2 separate regions of the Homo sapiens genome follow, and region 2 is linked to region 1. Evidence: chromatin contacts called from ENCODE Hi-C or POLR2A ChIA-PET data. All regions are on one chromosome and are shown on one strand. The core of a region is the stretch at or near the end of the contact, and the rest is flanking DNA. Distances in the headings are between cores, read along the strand shown. Region 1 overlaps EIPR1 (EARP complex and GARP complex interacting protein 1). Region 2 overlaps EIPR1 (EARP complex and GARP complex interacting protein 1).

Evidence for each region. Hi-C counts contacts between places; a loop is a spot of excess contacts on that map. ChIA-PET counts read pairs that join two places held with the same protein, here RNA polymerase II (POLR2A). Pooled maps may share reads with other maps.
Region 2: a map of naive thymus-derived CD4-positive, alpha-beta T cell shows a loop between it and region 1 (6-fold over the local background). The contact joins two enhancer-like sites. A Hi-C loop is called at or near these places in 4 of 168 maps with a recorded cell type or tissue (B cell, CD8-positive, alpha-beta T cell, GM12878 and 1 more), 7 of 37 single-sample maps with no recorded cell type and 14 of 50 pooled maps. POLR2A ChIA-PET finds 5 or more read pairs at or near these places in 1 of 52 experiments (H1).

The regions. Positions count from the first base shown.
Region 1 is chr2:3,237,992-3,244,314 of GRCh38, forward strand. The region is part of intron 4 of EIPR1 (EARP complex and GARP complex interacting protein 1); the gene reads right to left. Among named protein-coding and RNA genes, the nearest start is that of LINC01250, 120 kb to the left of the region's middle. Within about 2 kb of position 4,885, at least 3 of the 41 ENCODE cell types and tissues checked have a DNase peak (open chromatin) inside an H3K27ac peak, as active enhancers do.
Region 2 is chr2:3,298,858-3,305,508 of GRCh38, forward strand. All of the region lies in intron 3 of EIPR1 (EARP complex and GARP complex interacting protein 1), which reads right to left. Among named protein-coding and RNA genes, the nearest start is that of EIPR1, 76 kb to the right of the region's middle. Within about 2 kb of position 4,600, at least 9 of the 41 ENCODE cell types and tissues checked have a DNase peak (open chromatin) inside an H3K27ac peak, as active enhancers do.

The sequences.
Region 1 (6,323 bases), core at 3,635-6,134:
CAAATGTGCAAACAGCTTCAACGACAAAGGCTTATCTCACCCAAATGCCAACAGCCTCCCTCACGAAAACCGTAAAAGCTTCTTGAAAATTTGGCTGGACACTGAAATGATCACCTTTGCATGCACCAAAAAAATTCCATGGAGGTATATTTTAAGAAGAAAAAAACCTCCAAGAGATGTCTAAAACTCAATGTTTCATCTGTTCCGAAAGGCATCCAAACTCAATCATGTGTGGCCATCCTACCCACATCTTACCCAGCAGCTCAGGACCGGAGTCACCAACACGGCTTTCCGGAGCGCCCGTGACCCCTGGTGCTCTTCCACCTACATCGGCCAGCTGGGCCTCTCTTGTCTCCCTCCACGGGCTGGTGACACTCCAGAGCCGCGGGAGGTCCTGTCGCCTGCACAGGTGATTCCCATCCCAGAGCCCTGGGCTGTGGGTCCCTGTGGGGATGCTGATTGTTCTCTTCTGCTTTTAAGGCTAATGCACAAAGTGGGGGACCTTCCTCACATTCCTTCTCTCTCAGATGCCATACACCATGCACACCCCACTGCCACTGTGGCCCAGAGTGCAGCCTTCCTTCTGGTCTCCCCACTGTCAGGAGAATTTAGAGACTTTTGTTTTCACAGAGGAAGCGTCCAATGTGGAAAATTAACTCTGAATAACTTCAGGGTATGAATCAAGGGATGCCTTTGAACCTTCGCCGTTCATTTCTGAAAGGGTTCATCTTGCAGTCTCTGAATTACATGAGTGTGAAGAGAAAGGAGCTTGCTTTCCATGCTGCAAGAGGCCAACTGGCCACATCATCTGCATGCCCTGAGATTCCCAGACAAGACGGGCAAGGACAGCGGGCCCTCCGGCTCCTTACATTCACCGTGCCACTCACCGTCCACTACCTAGCCTTGGAAAAGATTGTGTTAAGAAGGGAGCCAGCCAGCCCGGGATGGAGAAACTCCCAGAGGCTTCCTTCCAGGACTATCTAAGCTCGGCATGAAGTCTCTGGGAGAGCCTGGAAGGGGAGAGCATGTTGAAGGAAAAAGAAAACACACAAAAACCCACAGTCAACAGATGAGGTGCCACGGCCAAGGATGGGACGCAACCTGGCTCTGCCCGGCCGCCTGCACAGCAGACCCCACCCGGCCACTGGGAGAGTCTGAGAGTGGATCGACAGGGACAAGGAGGCGCCAAGGGTCTGGGACCTCTGGGGACAGGCCCCATCAGGCTGTGTCCTCCCCTTCTCAATATTACAGGTGGGTATGGGCCAGTTCACAAATTAAAATATGTAGGAAAAGAAAAGCAAACAAAACCCCACAGGTACACACAGAAGGGAGAGCAGATAAAAGCCGCCTTCACACAGGAAATACGGCTGGGGAATCTTCCAGCACAGACAACCCAGGCTCACTTTCTTAGTAAAATGACCATCTCTGTGGTTGATGCACAGACGCTTAGACACAGGAAGGAGGCTCAGTGTGCCGGCAGTTTTGTCTTCAGATTTGGCCATGAGGTGGATCCGTCTTCTGATTTGGCCATCGTGCGTCTGCTCTGCATGGACATCCCGGGTGCCTGTTTGCTTTCCACGTGTGGCCCTGCCCTCAGCACAGCGCAAACCCTCAGGGCATCCCTTCCTGGCTGCTCATTAACCCCCTTTCCACATGTGGCCCTGCCCTCAGCACGGTGCAGACCCTCAGGGCGTCCCTTCCTGGCTGCTCATTAACCCCCTTTCCACATGTGGCCCTGCCCTCAGCACGGTGCAGACACTCAGGGCATCCCCCTTCCTGGCTGCTCATTAACCCCAACCTAGGCTTCTCCTAACTCTTATTTTCTTTCCATCTCCTTCCTTACATATATGGGTCTCTGGTCCTATGACATGTATTCACATATGAAGCTTCAAACACATAAACAGGTCTCTTTGTTCTTCTCCAGGGTGATGTGAAACTAGAACACTGGGCAAAGCCAGCAGACCCTTCCTAAAGCAAAGCCAGCAGATCCTTCCCAAGGAAAGCCAGCAGACTCTTCCTAAAGAAAGAAAAGCCAGCAGATCCTTCCTAAGGAAAAGCCAGTAGACCCTTCCTAAAGCAAAGCCAGCAGATCCCTCCTAAAGCAAAGCCAGCAGACCCTTCCTAAAGCAAAGCCAGCAGATCCTTCCTAAAGCAAAGCCAGCAGATCCTTCCTAAAGCAAAGCAGCAGATCCTTCCTCAAGAAAAGCCAGCAGACTCTTCCTAAAGAAAGCAAAGCCAGCAGACCCTTCCTAAAGCAAAGCCAGCAGACTCTTCCTCAGGAACAGCCAGCAGATCCTTCCTCAAGAACAGCGAGCAGGTCCCTCCTAAAGCAAAGCCAGCAGATCCTTCCTAAAGCAAAGCCAGCAGACCCTTCCTAAAGCAAAGCCAGCAGATCCTTCCTAAAGCAAAGCCAGCAGATCCTTCCTAAAGCAAAGCCAGCAGATCCTTCCTAAAGCAAAGCAGGAGATCCTTCCTCAAGAAAAGCCAGCAGATCCCTCCTAAAGCAAAGCCAGCAGATCCCTCCTAAAGCAAAGCCAGCAGATCCCTCCTAAAGCAAAGCCAGTAGATCCCTCCTAAAGCAAAGCCAGCAGACCCTTCCTAAAGAAAAGCCAGCAGATCCCTCCTAAAGAAAAGCCAGCAGATCCCTCCTAAAGAAAAGCCAGCAGATCCTTCCTCAAGAACAGTGAGCAGGTCCCTCCTAAAGCAAAGCCAGCAGATCCCTCCTAAAGCAAAGCCAGCAGATCCCTCCTAAAGCAAAGCCAGTAGATCCCTCCTAAAGCAAAGCCAGCAGATCCCTCCTAAAGCAAAGCCAGCAGACCCTTCCTAAAGCAAAGCCAGCAGATCCTTCCTAAAGCAAAGCCAGCAGATCCCTCCTAAAGCAAAGCCAGAAGATCCTTCCTAAAGCAAAGCCAGCAGATCCTTCCTAAAGCAAAGCCAGCAGATCCTTCCTAAAGCAAAGCCAGCAGATCCCTCCTAAAGCAAAGCCAGCAGATCCCTCCTAAAGCAAAGCCAGCAGATCCCTCCTAAAGCAAAGCCAGCAGATCCTTCCTAAAGCAAAGCCAGCAGATCCTTCCTAAAGAAAAGCCAGCAGACTCTTCCTAAAGCAAAGCCAGCAGATCCTTCCTAAAGAAAAGCAGCAGACTCTTCCTCAGGAATAGCCAGCAGATCCTTCCTCAAGAACAGCGAGCAGGTCCCTCCTAAAGCAAAGCCAGCTGGTACCTCCTAAAACAAAGCATTTTGAAGGCACCTCCGCAGAGCTGAGATGCAGATGCCACGAGGTAATCCATGGGGGCCCAACTGCCAGCCAGAATTATGGTAGGGAGAGCTCCTTTATCGTATCTTTCACTATTTATCCATGGGTGATACATCTGGAAATAACTGCTGTTATTTTATACGTAGCAATCCCTATAATCATTACTGTTTGCCGTATACCTTGGAATAACTGGAGTATGCAAAGTGCAATAAAAAGAGAATTTCTATTTTATCATGGACCATCACCATGAAACTAGTGCCATAAACATGAGAAAATAACCTAGAATTTCTGCAATACTCGCTACTCCAAACTAAGACGTTTATTTCTTTGTTCGTAAAAATCACCCACTTTTCTGCTTTATCAGTCTCTCCCACTGAATTGGAGAGGACATAAAACGATATGAACAAGTCAGGAACTAGGTGGCGCACACCTGATGTGAGTATGCAGCATCCCTTCATTGCCACTGAGAGGAAGGTGCTGGAAATGGGCTGTGTCAATAAGCCCAGATAAACTGAAACAAGCAAATAACAAGCTGAACTTCTTTGAGGCATTCACAAGGGTCATCATCGTGGGATATGGTCCTAATTCGGCAGGTTTCATGCTGATCAAACAAAATGCATACTTTTCTTCTTCAAATAAGTGATTCTAAAATGAGTGATTCACCATTCTGGACTCTGGCACGTGGGGTGGGGATAACTCTAGGGACACCAAGAAATTCTCAGAACAACCTCAACACAAAATCGACTACATTCGATGGTGTGCAGATGCCTCCTAGCCCCGCCGTCATGTAGGATGGGAAGGGGAGGTACCAGGACAAATGGCAAGAGGCACAGCTCCTAACAGAACAGGAGCTCCCGACTCGACACCACGGACCAGGCAGCACCCACTGATGGCTGGAAGACAGAGATTTCAGGCCCCCGACTCCACACCACAGGCCCGGCAGCAGCCACTGACGGCTGGAAGACAGAGATTTCAGGCCCCCGACTCCACACCATGGGCCCGGCAGCAGCCACTGACGGCTGGAAGACAGAGATTTCAGGCCCCTAACTCCACACCACACACCTGGCAGCAGCCACCGATGGCTGGAAGACAGAGATTTCAGGCCCCCGACTCCACACCCACTGACGGCTGGAAGACAGAGATTTCAGGCCCCCGACTCCACACCACACACCAGGCAGCAGCCATCGATGGCTGGAAGACAGAGATTTCAGGCCCCCGACTCCACACCCACCGATGGCTGGAAGACAGAGATTTCAGGCCTCCGACTCCACACCCACTGACGGCTGGAAGACAGAGATTTCAGGCCCCTGACTCCACACCACACACCAGGCAGCAGCCATCGACGGCTGGAAGACAGAGATTTCAGATGGCGTGGAAGCTTGTGCTCAGACTAAGATTCCAAATGCTTCCTAAAACTCAAGTTTATTACTGTACTGAAGAAGGAGAAGCCTTAAGAAAGATATGTATCTATCCAATGATGGTGATTATGTCATTGCTTACCAGTTGAACTTTGAGAAACCCTTTTAAAAGAGAATATAATGAATTATTTCCCCAGCTTACAAATCGTTTACAACACACAGACTTGGCAATGTGGTTAATTTCTTCCTGCTTGCAAAGCCACAGTAAAGCACGTGACAGCTTTCCACACGTGCAAGAAGTATAAAAAAGGAAACTCCGAGAATCACACCGTTCAGTCCCCAGGCTCCCTTTGATCAAATCTGCAGATGTACAAGTTCTTTATGTTGGGACCTATGGAATACTTCCAGGAACAGAATCATGTTTCTATGCTTCCTGGGAACGCTTTCTGACAGGCAAGCATGGAAGTTTGACACTGGGTAACTCAGTTATTAAAAGTCTGTGTTTACTCAGACATCTCTCACTGGGACAAACATATAGCTCCATCAACCAAATAACCCCGTTTAAAGTCTGACAGAAAGCAAAAGGAAGATACGGGCTGCACATGAGGGGAATGGCTTTTTTCTCCAATTTTTTTCTTTTTTGTGGAGACTGACATCAATAATTAACAGCCTAAGTATATGCTTCATAGAACTTGGGCATAGCTCAACAGAAACAAGCACTCTAACACTAAGAATTCACAAGCAAGGCCAGGCACGGTGGCTCACACCTGTAATCCCAGCACTTTGGGAGGTCAAGGCAGGTGGATCACCTGAGGTCAGGAGTTCGAAACTAGCCCAGCCAACGTGGTAAAACCCCATCTCTACTAAAAAATACAAAAATTAGCTGAGTGTGATGGCCCACGCCTGTAGTCCCAGCTACTCAGGAGGCTAAGGCAGGAGAACTGCTTGAACCCGGGAGGCAGAGGTTGCAGTGAGCCGAGATCGCGCCACTGCACTCCAGCCTGGGTGACAAGAGTAAGACTCCATCTCAAAAAAAACCCAAAATGAAATTAAATTAAAAATTTTTTTTAAAAATTTAAAAAGAATTCACAAGCAAAACCAGGACCATTTATCAGTGTGTAGGCAGAAAAACAACGGCCCTAATCACCCAGCCCTCCATTCCTCAAAACCCTATCCTCTGGTGGGAAATGGGCCACAACCCGGGCAAGCCTGTCCTTGGGGCAGATATGGGCTGTGACGTACAGGGCATGGCTCTGCTGTGACGTCCAGGACATGGCTCCATGCTGGAGGCCTCACAGTCCTGACTCTCCATCCCACAGAGGGTTGGAGGAGCACAGGCAGGGCTCAGAATGCCCTTTTGACGGACAGAACTCACACCAGCCCCAGGGCTCACCTGTGTCCTCTCTCGGGTTCACATGGTGTCTCCTCTCTAAGGCTGTGACAACCCAGGCCCACAGGGGCTCCCTCACTGCAGAGCTCCTCCCAGGATGCAGGTGGGAGAGCACGGCTGCATCAGCAAAGGACTTCCAGGGAAACGTTAACATATCAAACAGTCTTCTCCCTGGGTCTTCTCAGCAAGTCCAAAGATAGCCTCTGAATCATAACACATTTCTAGGTAAAATGTGCTGTCTAAAACCTGAACAGCAGTTTGGTCTCCTTTTTCTTCTACTTCTTCTCTTTCTCCTCCCCTGACCCCTGTTTATTAAACATAG
Region 2 (6,651 bases), core at 3,350-5,849, 61 kb after region 1:
ACGTACAGCTCTGGGACAGCTGCAGACGTCAAGCCCAGCCTTCCAGGGGACATCGTCTGACTCGGTGTTAACTTCTCCCTTACCTACCCCGCTCCTGCTCACTGCGCTCAGATCTTTGCCCTGGGATCAGAAAGAGAAGGTCCAGTCCTCTCCCGCTTAACAGCCCCACAGATACAGGAAAGCCCCACCATAGCACTATTAATGAGGCCAAAAAGCCTCAAACATTTAAAATGGGGGTTCTCATTTTTCAAAAGTAATGAGATGACCAGGGTGAGTTCTGGACTTCAGGAAGCCAAGATTCATCACAAGTCCTAGCTGTTGCTGAGAATGTCGCTGTGTCTGTCTCTCCACAGGGCCTCCCGCGTGAGCCTCCATGGACTGCCCCCTGTCCTGGAGTGCTCCGCCCTGGGTCAGCTCATTGTCCTGGCCCCCCGTCCTGCCGTGCTCGGCCCTGGGTCAGCTCACTGTCCTGGCCCCTTGTCCTGCAGTGCTCGGCCCTGGGTCAGCTCATTGTCCCAGCGACTCTGCTTGGGGCTCTGCTGATGGCATTCTGAGAGCTGGATGCCACATGGATGTGATCTGACTGGGCGCGGCCTTGTTACGAATATCTCCTTCTCTTAGGAAAAGAGAGTCCTTGGATTAGATTGGCTTTTTGTTTTAATGGGCAAATCATACTATTGACTTTGACACTATAGCCTGCTGAAATTCCCATTTGTATGTTTTAAATTTCAGAAAGGAAAATATTTTCTCTCTCTCTCTCTCTCTCTCACACACACACACACACACACACACACACACACACTTTGAGTTATGGCCATACGTGTAAGCTATGTAAGCTCTTCTTAGGTTTTGCCAAATCACGGAAGACAGACAACCTGGCAGTTTACATGCAATCTTATACGTCCCTAAGATGTCATTCACCAAGCTGCATTCCCTCTCTTGACAGTCTGTAGAAAGCTTGGTTCTCTAGGCAGTGAGTGAAAAGGATCTCGTTCCCAGTCTCGGCACCACCACTCACAGTCGAGTGATCCTGGGCCAGTCACTCAAGTGCTCAGAGCCCAGACTCAGCAAATTTATGACGCAAGAGTCACACTATTTGGTCTCCAAGGTGCCTCTTGACAGGGACCCTAAGATTCCCCAGTGAGGTATGCAGCCTGGCCTGGCAAAGCGCAAACTCCAGTGCAGACAGCTGTGGCTGGATCACTAAATCAATAGTTTGAACCATATGAAACTGCCATTCTTATAGGTCAAAAAGGGTCAAATTTCAGCAATTTCATATAATTCAACCCTGTGAAATCCCAAACAAGACTTTTAACCTCCCAGTTTTCACAATTGCAAAATGAATGTCCTATATTATGGAAAACTAGTTTTAAGATGTCAAAACTCCAAAATTCTATTTGGTCCATTAAAACGACAGTTTCCCCTGTAACACATGTACTCTCCTTTGTACCTAGACAGTGATTACATATGAATGGCTGGCTTCTGGTCTTTCCAGCACAGGTCTATCTAAATGCCTTTACACAGGCCCGCCCCCTCTCCTTCTCGTCAGTGCCTCAGCTTCAGGATGCAAGCACCCCTCCTCTGCTCTTACAGTGCCTTCATCATTGCTCCCTAAAAAGCCTGGACTGGGCTCCCAGCAGTCTCGCCTCAATGCCACCTGCATGTCCACGGCCACATCCTTGCCTCACAGCCTCTCCAATGTGTCCGTTTCTCAAGGCTGTACTTCAGGGTCAAATGGGCTTTCGCGCTAATACCCTATCAAACAGCCTTCTTGCCAATACCATTTCCATGAAAAAAAAAAAGAATCAACCAAAAACAAAAACAAGAAGGTACACACAATGCACTTATTTCTGGATGATGCTGGGAAGTCCCGATGTCCCAATCATACAAATACCTAATGGTCCAAAAGCGTTTGTAAACCAGCTGTCGCCCAGGCATGTTTTCTACAAGAGAGTATATATGTCATGGGTTATAAACAGCGAGTGAGCGAGTGAACCTGTGAACTCCGGACAGTGCCAATTCCAACAGCACAGGCTTCTGTGTGTTCTTCATTAGGAGAAATCTTGTTTTTCAGGGTACAGTTCTCAAAATAGTCAAAAATCTCAGAGGCCAGCCTGATGAATGAAAAAGATGATTCATAGGGCTAAATTATCAGGAGCCAAAAAGTATCCTACAAAAACACAGCAGAGAGATTTTCTCAGATGGCACTGAAGCTGACTTTTAGAGCATTTCTGAAAGAAAAGTTCCAAAAATGTTTTGGGAAATGACAGTTTCTTTGGACAAGCAGAGGTCAGCATCACGGGCACGCAAGTTCCTCTGTGTCTGCATGAGATTCCGCAATGAGCCTTGCTTTTCAGATGCAGCTTCCGGGATGAGTGACTCAGTTCCAAGTGAGATGCAGTAGACGGCAACAAACACACATCTTCTTTCTGACCCCTTCACAACAACAAGCATGGAGGCAGGTCCCGGGGACTCCAAGGAGAACTGGCCTTCACTCCCTGTGCCTGCCAGGGGACAGCCATCTGAACACTGAGGAGTCTCCCAGGCCAGGTCACTAAGTTAGAGAATGCTCCAAGGAGAACTGGCCTTCACTCCCTGTGCCTGCCAGGGGACAGCCATCTGAACACTGAGGAGTCTCCCAGGCCAGGTCACTAAGTCAGACAATGCTCTTTCTTCTTCCAAGTGGGCCAGGCTCATTATTGAGTAATTAGTTCTTACTCAGGTACCCACAATGGTGGCCAAACATACCTGAACTGTGTTAAAAACAAAACCAAACGAGAAAAGTGTTTCTGGTCTTATAATATTTGTTTGACACCTCAAACCTCTTATTTTCATTTCAGAGACTGATTAAATACAGTCTCAAGGTGATAAAATAACACAGTAGGATAAAAATAAAGTGACAAGTGGCAAGGGATGGTTAGTCATCTTTGATACCTGTGGATACTCAAACCCACCATTTAAAATGTCTTAGGTGTTAGATGTGGTAGGTGTTTCTATCAGGAACACGTGGGAATAAAAACAAATTTAGAACTCACATCTGGGCTTCTCACTTCTAAAACAAGGGTCAGGAGGCCAGAAGGCGGAGCAGCGCATCAGTTAGGATTTGACAGGACCACCATGAGGGCTCTGAAGGCGGAGAGACTGCCAGATGCGATAAAGCAGAAGCTCACAGGACTCTTTTACAGGGCTCCTGAGGCCACGCCAGCAGTGGGAAAATCTCCAGAGTGGAACTGAATTCAAGAAACCTGTGTATAGAATACTCCCTCAGCGACTTGGGGTTCCAGATCCAGCCACCTGAAAACTTTCCGGCATACAGCAAAAAGAAAACCCCTGATTTCCTAAACTCAATCAGCTTTGAGTTTAACGAGGGTGCCTCTGGGCCAATGTCTAATGAATCACAGGATCAGAGTCACCGCCTGATATTCTGTGGTTCTGGTGAAGCCTGGGCAGCACAGCAAGACCCTGTCTCTACAAAAAATTTAAATGTTAACAATTAATTAAAATTTAAATTTAAATAAAACGTGTGGTGAGTGGCAAACTGCGGTTTCAAGCAATTAGAAGACAATCCCTCTTCTGAAATCCAGGTCCTTGGCTTTCTCATGCTGTCTCATCCTCCCAGCACCACACTCTCCTTTCTTTGCCTCCCAGTTCTTTTCTGTTGGCTGCTTCTCCTTCTGCTGCTGGGCTTTAGCAAGCTGATCCTGAGTGCAGTTGGTGGATGGCGACAGGCCGGATGAAGACAGCGATGGCAGTGACGTGACGTCGCGGAACCAGAGGTTGTGCCCCATTGCAGTGGCCATTGCCAGAAGCCCAGGCCCGCTGCGGATCCACAGCCCTCCCTGCATCCTGGAACCCCCGCCACCTTGTCACTGTCACTCTGGGTGAACTGCTTGCTTTGTGTCTGTCTTCCCATCAGACGACAGGCTCCCAAAGGCCAGGCCAGCCGTGTCTGCATGGCTGAGCTCGGGGCGCTCCAGCAGGGCGTCTGGCATGCAGCAGAGAGGGATCAATACTGAGAACAGAACAGAGGAAAAGGGCAGAAGCTCCAGGGCCAAGGTCAGCAGGAGGGAGGGCCTGGGCAGCCACAGCAGGGACACGAAATCTGACTCCGTTTTTTTCATCTGTAAAACTGAAATTGTGACTCAAGAGTTGTGGAGATTAAATATGAAGACCGCTGAAAAGTGACAGTGGCGCTGGCTCACAGCTGCACTCAGTTGTGGTGACAGCCAGTGCCCTTGTGTCCACCTATGTAACCATCCCCAGCCTGGGGACTTACACAGCCCAACGTCACGTGTATTTGCTGCACTTTTAGTTGCAATTCACAAAAGCTGGCTCCGGCTGATTAAGCAGAAAAGGAGATCAACGTGAGGGGCTGGGTGGAAGGGGAGGGGTGCCAGGCAGCTCACTCTCACCAGCCATGCCGAGGGCCAGGCTAAGGGGAGCCTCTGGGGGCCAAGCTCGGAGCCTCACCAGGGCCATGGCCCAGCAGGGGAGTCTCTGCGGCCCCCATCCAGCACAAAGGAAGCCACCCCACAGCTCTGCTGCTGCCTTAGGCTGCTGCGTGCCAGGGACCGACCACCACCTGGAAGTCACCGGCACTGCTGCCACCTCGACCGCCACTCACAGCAGCAGTGGCAGCCCCCACTGTCCCCTCACGCTGCCACGTCTGAATCAGTCTCACCCAAATGCTCAGGCCAGCAGAGTCGGGTCACAGCGAAACTGGAAAATAGATTTCTTATTTTCATATTGGGAAATGCGACTAATAACCTAGGAAATTTCCCCAAGCACAGGAAGACTACTCCAAAGATAAGGAGCAGCCACAAACCCGCCAGACGCCGGCAACCTGACTTCTGAGTGTTTCCCGGCACCGTGAACACAATAGACGACACGTGATACGGTGCGGCCTCTGCGCCCGGGAAGCTTCGCCCTCTGCTGGCAGACGGCGGGATCCATCGGGTGCTGGGAGGACCGGGAATCACAGCAGGCTGACCAGCCATAACAGACAGAGTATAACCCCAAAGAGTCAATCGCTGTCAAAGGAAGACTGTTAAAAATCTTATACAGTCATATAATTTGGGTTGAATAATGAAGATTCTCATAAAACCCTATCACTCAAATCTCCGATTTACAGTACTTGTTGCATGGTTTGAAAAGATTTCCTGTTACAAAATCCCCACTGTGTGATTTGCTGACTCTGATGTAGGAAGACAGACACGGTCACCAAGTTCACACAGAAAGGATCCATCTGAAGGGCTGGAAACGCCCAGGCACGCGGACAGGCAGCGGTGAAGCCACAGAGATGATCTTCCCAAGACCCCACGGAGCGCCACGCAAGGCTGCAGAGATCCAGGGAACAGCGTGCTGTGCGCGGGGAGGTGGTCTGGCGAGATCGGAGTTGAGATGGCCAGGGCTGAGGAACAAAGTGTCCAGGGTTCCCAGCGTTTCTCAGAATCACCCAGGCAACCTCATCAGAAGACATGGTTCTGCTCCACATCCAGCAACCAAGACTATGTGATCCTGACACCTGCAGTTCAGCCCTCCACTCCCGTCCTGTTCAACCCTCCACTCCCGTCCAATTCAGCCCTTCAGTCCCGTCCAATTCAGCCCTCCACTCCCGTCCAGTTCAGCCCTCCAGTCCCATCAGTTCAGCCCTCCACTCCCGTCCAGTTCAACCCTCCAATCCCATCCAGTTCAACCTTCCACTCCCGTCCTGTTCAGCCCTCCAATCCCGTCCAGTTCAACCTTCCACTCCCGTCCAATTCAGCCCTCCACTCCCGTCCAGTTCAGCCCTCCAGTCCCGTCCAGTTCAGCCCTCCACTCCCGTCCTGTTCAACCCTCCACTCCCGTCCAATTCAGCCCTTCAGTCCCGTCCAATTCAGCCCTCCACTCCTGTCCAGTTCAGCCCTCCAGTCCCGTCCAGTTCAGCCATCCAGTCCCGTCCAATTCAGCCCTCCACTCCCGTCCAGTTCAGCCCTCCAGTCCCGTCCAGTTCAGCCCTCCACTGCCATCCAGTTCAGCCCTCCATTCCCGTCCAGTTCAACCCTCCAATCCCGTCCAGTTCAACCCTCCAGTCCCGTCCAGTTCAGCCCTCCAATCCCGTCCAGTTCAACTCTCCACTCCCGTCCAGTTCAACCCTCCACTCCCGTCCAGTTCAACCCTCCACTCCTGTCCAGTTCAACCCTCCACTCCCGTCCAGTTCAACCCTCCACTCCCGTCCAGTTCAACCCTCCACTCCCAACCAGTTCAGCCCTCCACTCCCGTCCAGTTCAGCCCTCCAGTCCCATCAGTTCAGCCCTCCACTCCCGTCCAGTTCAACCCTCCAATCCCATCCAGTTCAACCTTCCACTCCCGTCCTGTTCAGCCCTCCAATCCCGTCCAGTTCAACCTTCCACTCCCGTACAGTTCAGCCCTCCACTCCCGTCCAGTTCAGCCCTCCAGTCCCGTCCAGTTCAACCCTCCACTCCCGTCCAGTTCAGCCCTCCACTTCCATCCCGTTCAGCCCTCCAGTCCCATCAGTTCAGCCCTCCACTCCCGTCCAGTTCAACCCTCCAATCCCATCTAGTTCAACCTTCCACTCCCGTCCTGTTCAGCCCTCCAATCCCGTCCAGTTCAACCCTCCACTCCCGTCAGTTCAGCCCTCCACTCCTGTCC